2 separate regions of the Homo sapiens genome follow, and region 1 is linked to region 2. Evidence: chromatin contacts called from ENCODE Hi-C or POLR2A ChIA-PET data. All regions are on one chromosome and are shown on one strand. Each heading gives the region's core, a stretch centred on a gene start or an enhancer-like site at or near the end of the contact. The rest is flanking DNA. Distances are from core to core; before and after follow the strand shown.

The links. A loop is a pair of places that touch in the nucleus more often than their neighbours do. ChIA-PET counts read pairs that join two places held with the same protein, here RNA polymerase II (POLR2A). Pooled maps may share reads with other maps.
Region 1: a loop to region 2 is called in a pooled map, with 2.6 times the contacts of the local background. The contact joins two enhancer-like sites. A Hi-C loop is called at or near these places in 1 of 50 pooled maps. POLR2A ChIA-PET finds 5 or more read pairs at or near these places in 2 of 52 experiments (RWPE1 and activated T-cell).

What each region holds. Positions count from the first base shown.
Region 1 is chr11:112,278,674-112,284,303 of GRCh38, reverse strand. The region is part of intron 1 of LINC02762 (long intergenic non-protein coding RNA 2762); the gene reads right to left. Among named protein-coding and RNA genes, the nearest start is that of LINC02762, 11 kb to the right of the region's middle. RefSeq lists an enhancer at 3,873-3,962. Within about 2 kb of position 3,668, at least 9 of the 41 ENCODE cell types and tissues checked have a DNase peak (open chromatin) inside an H3K27ac peak, as active enhancers do.
Region 2 is chr11:112,046,892-112,052,684 of GRCh38, reverse strand. It overlaps DLAT (dihydrolipoamide S-acetyltransferase), which reads right to left. Exons shown (of 14, transcript NM_001931.5): 11 at 1,336-1,451. It also overlaps a transcript of PIH1D2 not described here. Among named protein-coding and RNA genes, the nearest start is that of PIH1D2, 24 kb to the left of the region's middle. Within about 2 kb of position 1,809, at least 4 of the 41 ENCODE cell types and tissues checked have a DNase peak (open chromatin) inside an H3K27ac peak, as active enhancers do.

The DNA of each region.
Region 1 (5,630 bases), core at 2,419-4,918, 230 kb before region 2:
CTTGGGGTCGGGAGTTTGAGACCAGCCTGACCAATATAGAGAAACCCTGTCTCTACTAAAAATGCAAAAATTAGCTGGGTGTGGTGGCGCACGTCTGTAATCCCAGCTACTAGGGAGGCTGAGGCAGGAGAATCGCTTGAACCTGGGAGGCGGAGGTTGCGGTGAGCCAAGATCGCACCACTGCACTCCAGCCTGGGCAACAAGAGTGAAACTCTATCTCGAAAAAGAAAAAGAAAATACAAATTAAAAACCCACTAAAAAAGCTATTTACATAGCATTTTACATTGCATCAGGTTTTATAAGTGGTCTGGAGGTGATTTAAAGTATATGAGAGAATTGTAGGTTATATGCAAATACCACACCATTTCATATCAGGGACTTGAGCATCTGTGGATTTTGGTATCTGCAGGCAGGGAGTATGTCCTGGAATCAATCCCCTGTGGACACTGAGGGATGACTATGATGATAATACCCTCTAAGAATCAACTTAATATGAGTTGGTTGTTCCGAGCAGGTACTGGGCACTCCCAGTGAATAAGAAAGTGTCCTCAGGGCCTCCCTCCACATCACCTAGTAGAGACAAATGGGGCCTTTCTCTTTGTTCCAACAGCTTAATCACTTCTTTCTTCCCACTTTTTGCATCCCCCTCCCCTGCCCTTCAAGGCACAACAGCAAATCCAATGAGGGACCAGCCCACACTCAACAGCTACACTAACCAGCTGAGTGACCTTGACACCTGCTTCTCAATCAAGGGCTGGACTAGATCTGTGGCTTTCAATCCCAGCTGTGCATTAGAATTACCAAGGGACCTTTGAAATATTGAAATGCTGAGTCCCTCATCAGACCAACTAAAACCAAATTTCTGTGGGGTGGAGAACCTTTAACTCGGAAACTAAATCCAGTTCCCAGATTAATTTCATCAAATGGTGCTGTTCTGGTCACAATCCAGCTCATGTAGCCTTCGCTGGACTTTGTCTTATTTATAGCCCAACACCTGGGACAGTCACAGGTATCACACATAGTAGATGCTCACTTTTCCTTCTAAGAGGTTGCTGTCATTGTGGATAAAATTCCATGTTTTCTGCATTTGATTTGAGAATACAGGAATGGAACTTTTCTCTAAGAAAGAAAAACAAAAAAAACTAAGTTTGGTCACTTTTTACTCCTGTGGGGTCTTCAAAAGACTTGTGTAGCAGACAGAACATGGGCTTTGGAGTCATTCAGACTGGGTGTGAATTCCAGCTCTGCTCCTCCTTCACCATGTGACTTGGGCAAGTGATATACTGGCTCCCCTTGTAACCAACATGGTCACTTGAATTACAGGTGAATAGCATTTCCTGATTACAAATATGCAATTTGTGCAGCCCAAAGCAGCAGCTGCAGCTGAACCTCAGTGCCTAGTTTTCTTAGCTGTAAAATGAAAGTAGTAATAGTTACAACACAGCTTTCATGCAAAAATATGAACAATGTAAGTAAAATAGTTAGCATAGCCCCTAGCATATATAAATACTCAAGAAATGCTAATTTTCTCCCACTTTTACCCCCAAAGTTTTCTATATCCCCAAACCTATGCATCTGTGTCCTCTGAATGGAAGGCATGTGAGGGACTCCTATTGAGTGGCCACCTGAGATCTCTGCAGGACACTCGCAGATGCAAGGCAGGCTGAGATGGATGTGGTGTGCAGCTTGATCCTGGTAAGGCAGCTACTAACAGCGGTGCAAGTTTTGCATTGCACAACACTGTTGGGCTCCTTTCACATCATGGTCATCACAGGTTTTTCTAGTTCCTACAGCAGTTTTCTAGAAGATGTCAGTGGGGTGTGTGAAAGAAATGGTACCATTTTCCAAATTCAACCAAATTTGCCCTGTTAACCAGCTGTAGGCTGCCATCCCCACTCCCTAGTTCCTCTGCCTTAATATGACATTGGACCTCATCACCCAACCAACCTGTCCACAAAGTAAGTCCTGATGACGCCCCTCTCAGGGGCACACAAGCCATTCTTTGTGCCTCTCCTTGAAACTGATCATACAATGAAAATGAGAAACACAGCAGGACAAATGGAGAAGATGAATCCCACCACAAGATGTCCTGAAACTTCCATGCTGTTGGGAGCTCCTAGCCCCCTTCAATGCAGACCAAATCACCCAGCTCCCAGACAAGGGTTCCAACTCACAGCTGCTACATGTGAGCTCCCAGATGGGATAGCTCTATAATGTGCCGCACCTACATCCCCATTTAAAGGAAACCGCCTGCCCTCATCCCCTGCCACAGGTACTTCCCAGCAGGGCAGTTCTGTTTTATGGCACACTCTCCCCTGCCCAGCTAATTGCAACAGGAAGCAGACTCCCAAACAGCTCATTCATTGGCTGGCTAGAGACTTTTGAAGTGGCCCAGCACCTGAAAAAGGGGAAGGGTGTGTCAATTAGATTTCTATCTCAGAAAGCAAAACTGGAAAATGTCAAGAAAATCAGTCCGTTGGTGGCGGGAGCCAAGGCTGAAATGTCCTGGAGTGCAGCAAGTGGAGAGAGGCTGAAGGGACCACAGTGAGTGAGGGGTAAACCAAAGTTATGAATCAGCAGAAGCTGTGGCGCAGGGAAGAGGCAGGTGCAGAAAACAAGGCAAGGGAGCTGCCAGTGGCGAGCGGAGAATGGAGGACCTGCTCACAGAAGCCAGGTCGCCTTACTGGGGGAGAGCCAGAGCAAAGATCCAGGACTCCTGCTGGAGTGTAACCTCAGATCCAAATGCAGGCTCTGTGGACATTCTTGCTCCCTTGTTGCTCCCTTCTCCTTCCAGCTACCTCCCCAACTTCACTTGTACTGGTGTGTGAAGGCATCTGGTTATTGCCGCTTAAAGAACCCGGCCGGGCACGGTGGCTCACACCTGTAATCCCAGCACTTTGGGAGGGCGAGGCGGGCAGATCGCTTGAGTTCAGGAGTTCCAGACCAGCCTGGGCAACATGGCGAAACCCTATCTCTACAAAAAATGCAAAACAATTACCCAGGTGTGGTGGCACATGCCTGTAGTCCCAGCTATTTTGGGGGCTGAGGTGGGATGATCGCTGGATCCCAGGAGGTCAAGGCTGCAATGAGCCAAGATCATACCACTGCACTCCAGCCTGGATGACAAAGTGAGACCCTGTCTCAAAAAAAAAAAAAAAAAAAAACCACCTCAGTTCAACCATTAGCAAGTAGAGATGGACAGAGAAAGTCACACACACAAAAAAAGCCAATCAATAAGGAAACCACCTAAAAGAAGAACAATTATTTTACAGTTTCTGGGAATAATACTAATTAACATGTGTATAACCATTTGCAAATTTTGGCTTAGGATAATCATGAGAAACATAGAAATTGAATCTGAGTTCTGTCTCACCAGTCACCATTGCAGAATCAGTTCATTTTAGTCAGAAGGCCAGATAGGGGACTTTGCAATCTACAGCTCACCCTGTCACATCTCAGTGGATCTTTTTGAGGTGGGGGAAAAAAAAAAAAAAAAAAAACCTTGAGAAGCGAGGGCCAGGGGAAGGGAGGAAAGCATCTTGAAATAGACCATGGTGGCCACTAGAGGGAGATGCTACCTTGTGAAACATTTCACGGCCCGCTACTTCCAGGGAGAGTTCTCAGCTGAGACCAGAGAACGTGAAGGGACCTGCTCCCCTTCCTCCTCTTTTAGAGACGAGATGAGGCAGCATCCTCTCTGGAACCGAACGGGCTCTCCTCCGCGTTGGTGAAGACAAGGCCATGTTCTACAAAGTTCATGCATAACCCATCGTTCCTGCGGACCAAGGCAACAGGAATGGCCATCGTCTGGAGGGGCCGGCTGAAAGAGAGCCGGAAGAAGAAATGTCTAATGCTGCCCTCAAACATCTGAGAGAATACGGAGAAGGGCCACATTTGCTATGCGCGGCTTCAAATGGCGGAACTAGGACCCATGGCTGAGAGCTACAAGGAGAAACCACTCAGTACAAGAAGGGCTCCTTGGAAACACAGCTGACCAAATTGTGGAGTGGATCCAGCTGACACTGACCATTTTTGGGTGTGGCATAGATGGGCGACCACACTGTGTGGGCAGTTGGTCTCACCGCCTCTAAGACACCTTCCATCTCTGAGAACCTGCAGGAAGGAGAGAAGTGGCCTTGCGACCCCCACCCGCCCCGCCCACGCCGAGTGCTTCTTTGCCGCCCATCCTACCGCGTGCCACCAGGGGGCGCCGCTGCTCTGGAAGACGCCTTACCACTGAGGTTTCAGAGCCAATCCCTGAGAGCCAAGTGCCCACCCTCAACCAAAAGACCACCTGTTAGGTCGAGATAGCACAATGAATCTGGATTGGTTGCACCTCCGCTATTCCAAACACATTGCAATAGTACATAAAGTATAAAAAGAGAAAACCAAAAGATATAGTTCCTGCCCACTGCCGTGGCTCACACCTGTAATCCCAGTGCTTTGGGAAGCCAAGGTGGGAGGATTGCTTGAGGCCAGGAGTTTGAGATCAGCCTAGGCAACATAGCAAAGCCCCGTCTCTACAAAAAAAAAAAAAAAAAAAAAAAAATAGCCAGGTGTGGTGGCAAGCACCTGCAGTCCTAGCTATTTGGGAAGCTGAGGAGGGAGGATCGCTTGAGCCCAAGAGTTCAAGGTTACAGTAAGCTATGATTGTGCCAATGCACTCCAGCCTTGGGACAGAATGAGAACTTGTCTCTAAAAAAAAAAAAAAAGATATAGTTGAGCTGAAAAAAATATGTATGAATATCTCTTTGGATCAGAAAAGGAAGATAAACCCAAAGCAGTGAGCAAGGCTGAAGCTCCAGGACGGCTGCCCAGTGCTACCTGGGGTTACAAATTCCTGGGGAGCCATGGGCCCGGGGAGGGGAAGGACAAAGCCTCCCTTCCAGGAACTGAGACAAGCCACCCACTGTGCTGTCTCCAGTATCTGTTGTCACCAGCCACCTTCATGAGGCGTTTCTAGACCTGGGGTTCAGAGGGACAGGAGGAAGCAACTGCAAAACCTCTAGACAGGTGCAGTTGAACAATCAGAAGAGAAAGAAGAAAAAATCCAAAAGCCTCCCATTCCACATGAGCCTGCAAATCCAAAATTACAAAACACAGGAAGAACCTCATGCTAAGCCTAGCAGCCAGCAGCACCAACACTCTGAACATGAATCAATCCAGACAAAATTAGTATTCAGAAGCAGCATGACATACATGCATACATTGAAGCTGATAAGAGAAAAAGGAAGCATAATGCTGTCATCCACACAGGGTGAATGTCCAAATAGCACATGCCGCTGGCCTGCTGAGGAGCACCCCTTGGGGTCCACTCACAGAGAGGACCAGGAACACGTGTGCAGGTCCCCATGACCCTTTTCTCCTAGGTTAGCACTGTACTGCCTGGGAGGGGAAAAGAAGCAAAAGTTGCTTCCTGGGAGAGTCAGGAAGGGACATTCTACTGATGACACTAGTGGTTTGGGGCCTATCCGGGACTAAAGCAGCCCCTCTCTTGAGCCCCGTGTCCTCAAAGAGAGACTAGTAGATTGAAAAAGTACTGGTTCAAGGAATGTGAAACCTGCTATTAATTGATTTATTACTTTAGACAAGTCACTTTCCTTCTCAGAGCTTCTGTTTCCCCAACAGTA
Region 2 (5,793 bases), core at 560-3,059:
CCTCTATTAAGACCCTTCAACAAGATTTAATGAGCTTCCAGTTGCTGAACTGTGGAAGTGCTGGAAGGGTGGTATGCCCAGAAAGGACATGGAAGCTCTGCACCACCCCACCTCAAACCTCGCCCTAGCCATCTCTTCATCTGGTGTTCATCCATATCCTTTGTAATATCCTTTATAATAAACATAAAGTGTTTCCCCAAGTTCTGTGAATTGTCCTAGCAAGTTAATCAAACCCAAGGAAGAGGTCACAGCAACAAGTTTGTAGCCAGTCAGTTACAAGTATGAGTGGCCTACACTTTTGACTGGCATCTGAAGTGAGGGCAGTCTTGTAGGACTGAGCCCTCAATCTTTGGGATCTGACACTATCTACAGGTAGACAGCACCAGAATTGAATTGAATTGAATTAGAGGAAATCACTGCAGAATTAATTGTTTGGTTGGTGTGTGGGGAAACCCTCCCCACCCCTGCCTCTACTCATCTGGTCACAGAAGCGGTGCTGTGACTGTGTGACAGCAAAGTACAAAGGAAAAAAGTTTGTTTTTTTCCTTTCAGAATAAGAATAACATAGAAGCATCTACACAGCAAGAAACGAATAGGCTTAGGAGTCAGAATCTTGGTTCTAATCACAGTCCTAACACTAATTTATTAACTCAGGGCAAGTTACTTAACTCACGGAGTCTGTTTCTTTATCTAGAAATGGAAGTGAAAGCACTTAAATCATAAGATAGTCATGAGAATTGAATGAGATAAAAGAGACACACTGAGTACCATACTACTCTATACCATTGTATTATTAACAATTACTGTTCTAATTTTGCCCGTAAAGTTCAGGAGAATGAAAATCATCTGTTTAACCCTGCTTTGTGACAGTCATTATCAACTTAATTACACATATTTGTTCACTAATCTCCCTTTGCTGAACTCATACAAAGAATCTATAGCCTTTACTAGCTAAATCCAGCAATATCGCAGGCTGGACACTGTGGCTCACACCTGAAATCCCAGAACTTTGGGAGGCCGAGGCTGTAGAATTGCTTGAGCCCAAGAGTTCAAGACCAGCCTGGACAACAGAGCAAGACCCTATCTCTTTAAAAAATAAATCAACAACAACAACAAAAACAAAAACAAAAACAAGGTTGAAAATTGGGGCCAGTAAGAAAAAAAAGTAAAAAGCAGTAACTCATAAACATTTTTGTGTTGTTTTCAAGTTGTTTGACCTATGTAAGTCATCTGCCTCTCTGTATTCCATTTCTCCTTATCCCCTCAACTCCACTCACACATTAAATAATACAAGAAAACTACCGATGGATATATATCTTCCCCAGTTATACTTACTGTCTTATAACTGTGTCCATCCAAGAAGAATTTGCTTCGGGAACTTTTAAACATGCCAAAGCTGAAGCTTTTATGATGAAGTCATTGACAGAAATTTTGCTTCTCCCTTCTAATATCTGGAAAGACAAGAAGAACTGTAGTTTCTTCTTTTTTAATTTTAATTTTAATTTTAAGTTTCAGGGTGCATGTGCAGAATGTCCAGGTTTATTATATAGGTAAACATGTGCCATGGTGGTTTGCTGCACCTGTCAACCCATCACCCAGGTATTAGGCCTCACATGCATCAGCTATTTTTCCTAATGCTTTCCCTCCCCGGACAACTGTAGTTTCTAAATTCTCTCACCAAAGAGTAAAACTGTATAATCGTGAGAAAAGGAGGAAGAGAAAGAGAATATACAAATATCCTGAGGTGGAAAGAAAGAAATGAAACCAAACATTGGTTCTTTCATCTTTTTAAATGCGGACTCTTACAGCTGTTTCCTGCTAAGCACTGCTTTAGCATAATCCCATAAGTTACAGTATGTTATGTCATCATTTTCATTCATCTCAACAATAACAAAATTTGGTTCTTTGAAAAGATCAATCAAATGACAACCACAATGATAAATGTTTAGTTAGACTGACCAAGAAGAGGAGAGAAGACTAGAATTTCTAAAATTAGGAGTGAAATAGGGGACATTACTATCTACCTTACAGAAGTAAAAAGAATTATAGGGAATACTATGAACAACCATACAGACACAAGCTACCAAAACTGAACCAAGGAGAAACAAAAACTCTGAATAGACCTATAACTAACAAAGAGATTGAACTGGTAATTTAAAAACTACCCATGTAGAAAAGCTTAGACCCAAATGGCTTCGTCAGTATTCTACCAAATATTAAAGAAGAATTAATATCAATTCCTCACAAATTCTTTCAAAGAAAAATCAAAGAAGAGCAAGAAACACTTCCCCACACATTCTGTAAGGCCGGGATTAGCCTGATACCAAAACCAAAGACGACATTAGAAGAAAAAAAAAAAAAAGTACACACTAATATCTTATGAATATAGATGTAAAAATCTTCAACAAAACGCTAGCAAATAAAATCCAGCAATATATAAAAAGGATCATTCACCATGATCAAATCTGATTTATCCCAAGAATGCAAATTTCCATTAACATCTGAAAATCCATTAATGTAATAATGTCCTAACAGAATACAGGACAAAAAACACATAATCATCTCAACAGACACAGAAAGAGCATTTGATAAAATTCAATACCCCTTTTCATGATCAAAACACTCTTACTAACTGGGAACAGGAGGGAACTTGCTCAACCTGATCTATGGAAACCTCACAACTATTTAATGACCAAAGACTTATTCTCCCAAAGATCGAGAACAAGACAAGATGTTCACTTCTGCTACACCTATTCAACATTGCCTAGAGGCGCCAGCCAGAGCAATTAGGCAAGAAAGGAAATAAAAGGCATACAGGTCAAAATGAAAAAAGTAAAATTATCTCTATTTGCAGATAACATTATCTTGTTTACAGAAAAACCTAAGAAATACACTAAAAAACTGTAAGAACTAATAAATGACTTCAGCAAGTTTGCAGGATACAAGGTCAATATAGATCCCATTTCAGCAGGTATATGAAAAAAAAGATCAATATAGAAAAATGAATTGTTATCTCAATTGATTGCTCAGAGTCCATTATAAATCTAACTTCTTTTCTACTCTTCCGCCCTTCTCACTAGTATACCTGACTAGTCTTAAAAAAAAAAAAAAATCAATCATACCTTTATATAGTAGCAATGAACAATCTGAAAATGAAATCTAGAAAACAATTCCACTTAGAGTAGTATCAAAAAGAATAAAATACCTAGAAATAAGTTTAACAAATGCAAATTTAGAGTGCAAAACTTACACTCTGAAAAACTATAAAAAAACTGTTGAAAGAGACTGAAGAACACCTAACTAATACAGGGGCATCTACATGTTCATGGATGAAAAGACTATATTCTTCGGATGGCAACACTTGCCAAACTGATCAGCAGATACATCCAATCAATCCTTATCAAAATGTCAACTGGCTTCAATGCAGAAATTTACAAGCTAATCCTAAAATTCACTTAGAATTGCAAGGGACTCAGACAAAACAATCTTGATTCTGGCTAACACGGTGAAACCCCGTCTCTACTAAAAATACAAAAAATTAGCCGGGCATGGTGGTGGGCGTCTGTAGTCCCAGCTACTTGGGAGGCTGAGGCAGGAGAATGGCATGAACCCGGGAGGCAGAGCTGGCAGTGAGCCAAGATCACGCCACTGCACTCTAGCCTGGGTGACAGAGCAAGACTCTGTCTTTAAAAAAAAAAAAAAAAAAAAAAAAAAATCTTGAGAAAAAAGAACAAAGATGACTCACGTTTCCTGATTTTACAACTTATTACAAAGCTAAAGTAATCAAGACTGTGGTACTGACATTAAGGGTATACAGAGATTAATGGAATGGAATTAAGAACCTGGAAATAGGCCAGGCATGGGGGCTCATGGCTGTAATTCCAGCACTTTGGGAGGCCAAGGTGGGTGGATCATTTGAGGTCAAGAGTTCGAGACCAGCCTGGCCAACATGGTGAAATCCTGTCCCTACTAAAAATACAAAAATTAGCCATGCCTGGTGGCTCATACCTGTAATCCCAGCTACTCGGGAGGCTGAGGGACGAGAATTGCTTGAACCTGGAAGGTGGAGGTTGCAGTAAGCCAAGATCACGCCACTGCACCCCAGTCTGGGCAACAGAGTGAGACTCAGTCTCAAAAATTGGCACATGACAAGGATGCTCTCTCTCACCACTCCTATTCAGCATAGTATTGGAAGTTCTGGCCAGGGCAATCAGGCAAGAGAAAGAAATAAAGAGTATTCAAATAGAAAAAGAGGAAGTCAAATTGTCTGTTTGTAGATGACATGATTGTATAGTTAGAAAACCCCATCATCTCAGTCCAAAATCTCCTTAAGCTGATAAGCAACTTCAGTGAAGTCTCAGGATACAAAATCAATGTGCAAAAATCACAAGCATTCCTACACGCCAATAACAGACAAACAGAGAGCCAAATTGTGAGTGAATTCCTATTCACAATTGCTATAAAAAGAATAGAATACCTAGGAATACAACTTACAAGGGATGTGAAGGACCTCTTCAAGGAGAACTACAAACCACTGCTCAAGGAAATAAGAGAGGACACAAAAACAAATGGAAAAGCATTCCATGCTCATGCATAGGAAGAATCAATATCGTGAAAATGGACATACTGCCCAAAGTAATTTATAAATTCAATGCTATCTTCATCAAGCAACCATTGACTTTCTTCACAGAATTAGAAAAAAACTACTTTAAATTTCATATGGAACCAAAAAAGGGCCCGTATAGCCAAGACAATCCTAAGCAAAAAGAACAAAGCTGGAGGCATCATGCTACCTGACTTCAAACTATACTATAAGGCTACAGTAACCAAAACAGCATGGTACTGGTACCAAAACAGATATATAGACCAATGGAACAGAACAGAAGCCTCAGACATAATGCCACACATTTACAACCATCTGATTTTTGACAAACCTGACAACAACAAGCAATGGGGAAAGGATTCCCTATTTAATCAATGATGTTGGGAAAACTGGCTAGCCATATGTAGAAAACTGAAACTGGACTCCTTCCTTACACCTTATACAAAAAATAACTGAAGATGGATTAAAGACTTAAACGTAAGACCTAAAACCATAAAAACCCTAGAAGAAAACCTAGGCAATACCATTCAGGACACAGGCATGGGCAAAGACTTCATGACTAAAACAACAAAAGCAATGGCAACAAAAGCCAAAATAGACAAATGGGGTCGAATTAAACTAAAGAGCTTCTGCACAGCAAAAGAAACTATCATCAGAGTGAACAGGCAACCTACAGAATGGGAGAAAATTTTTGAAATCTATCCATCTAACAAAGGGCTAATATCCAGAATCTATAAGGAACTTAAACAAATTTACAAGAAAAAAACAAATGACCCCATCAAAAAGTGGGCAAAGGATATGAACAGACACTTCTCAAAAGAAGACATTTATGTGGCCAACAAACATGAAAAAAAGCTCATCATCACTGGTCATTAAAGAAATGCAAATCAAAACCACAGTGAGTTACCATCTCACGCCAGTTACAATGGCGATCACTAAAAAGTCAGGAAACAACAGATGCTGGAATGTGGAGAAATAGGAACGCTTTTACACTGTTGGTAGGAGTGTAAATTAGTTCAACCCATTGTGGAAGACAGTGTGGCGGTTCCTCAAGGATCTAGAACCAGAAATACCATTTGACCCAGAAATCCCATTACTGGGTATAGACCCAAAGGATTATAAACCATTCTACTATAAAGACACATGCACACATATGTTTACTGCAGCACTGTTCCCAATAGCAAAGACTT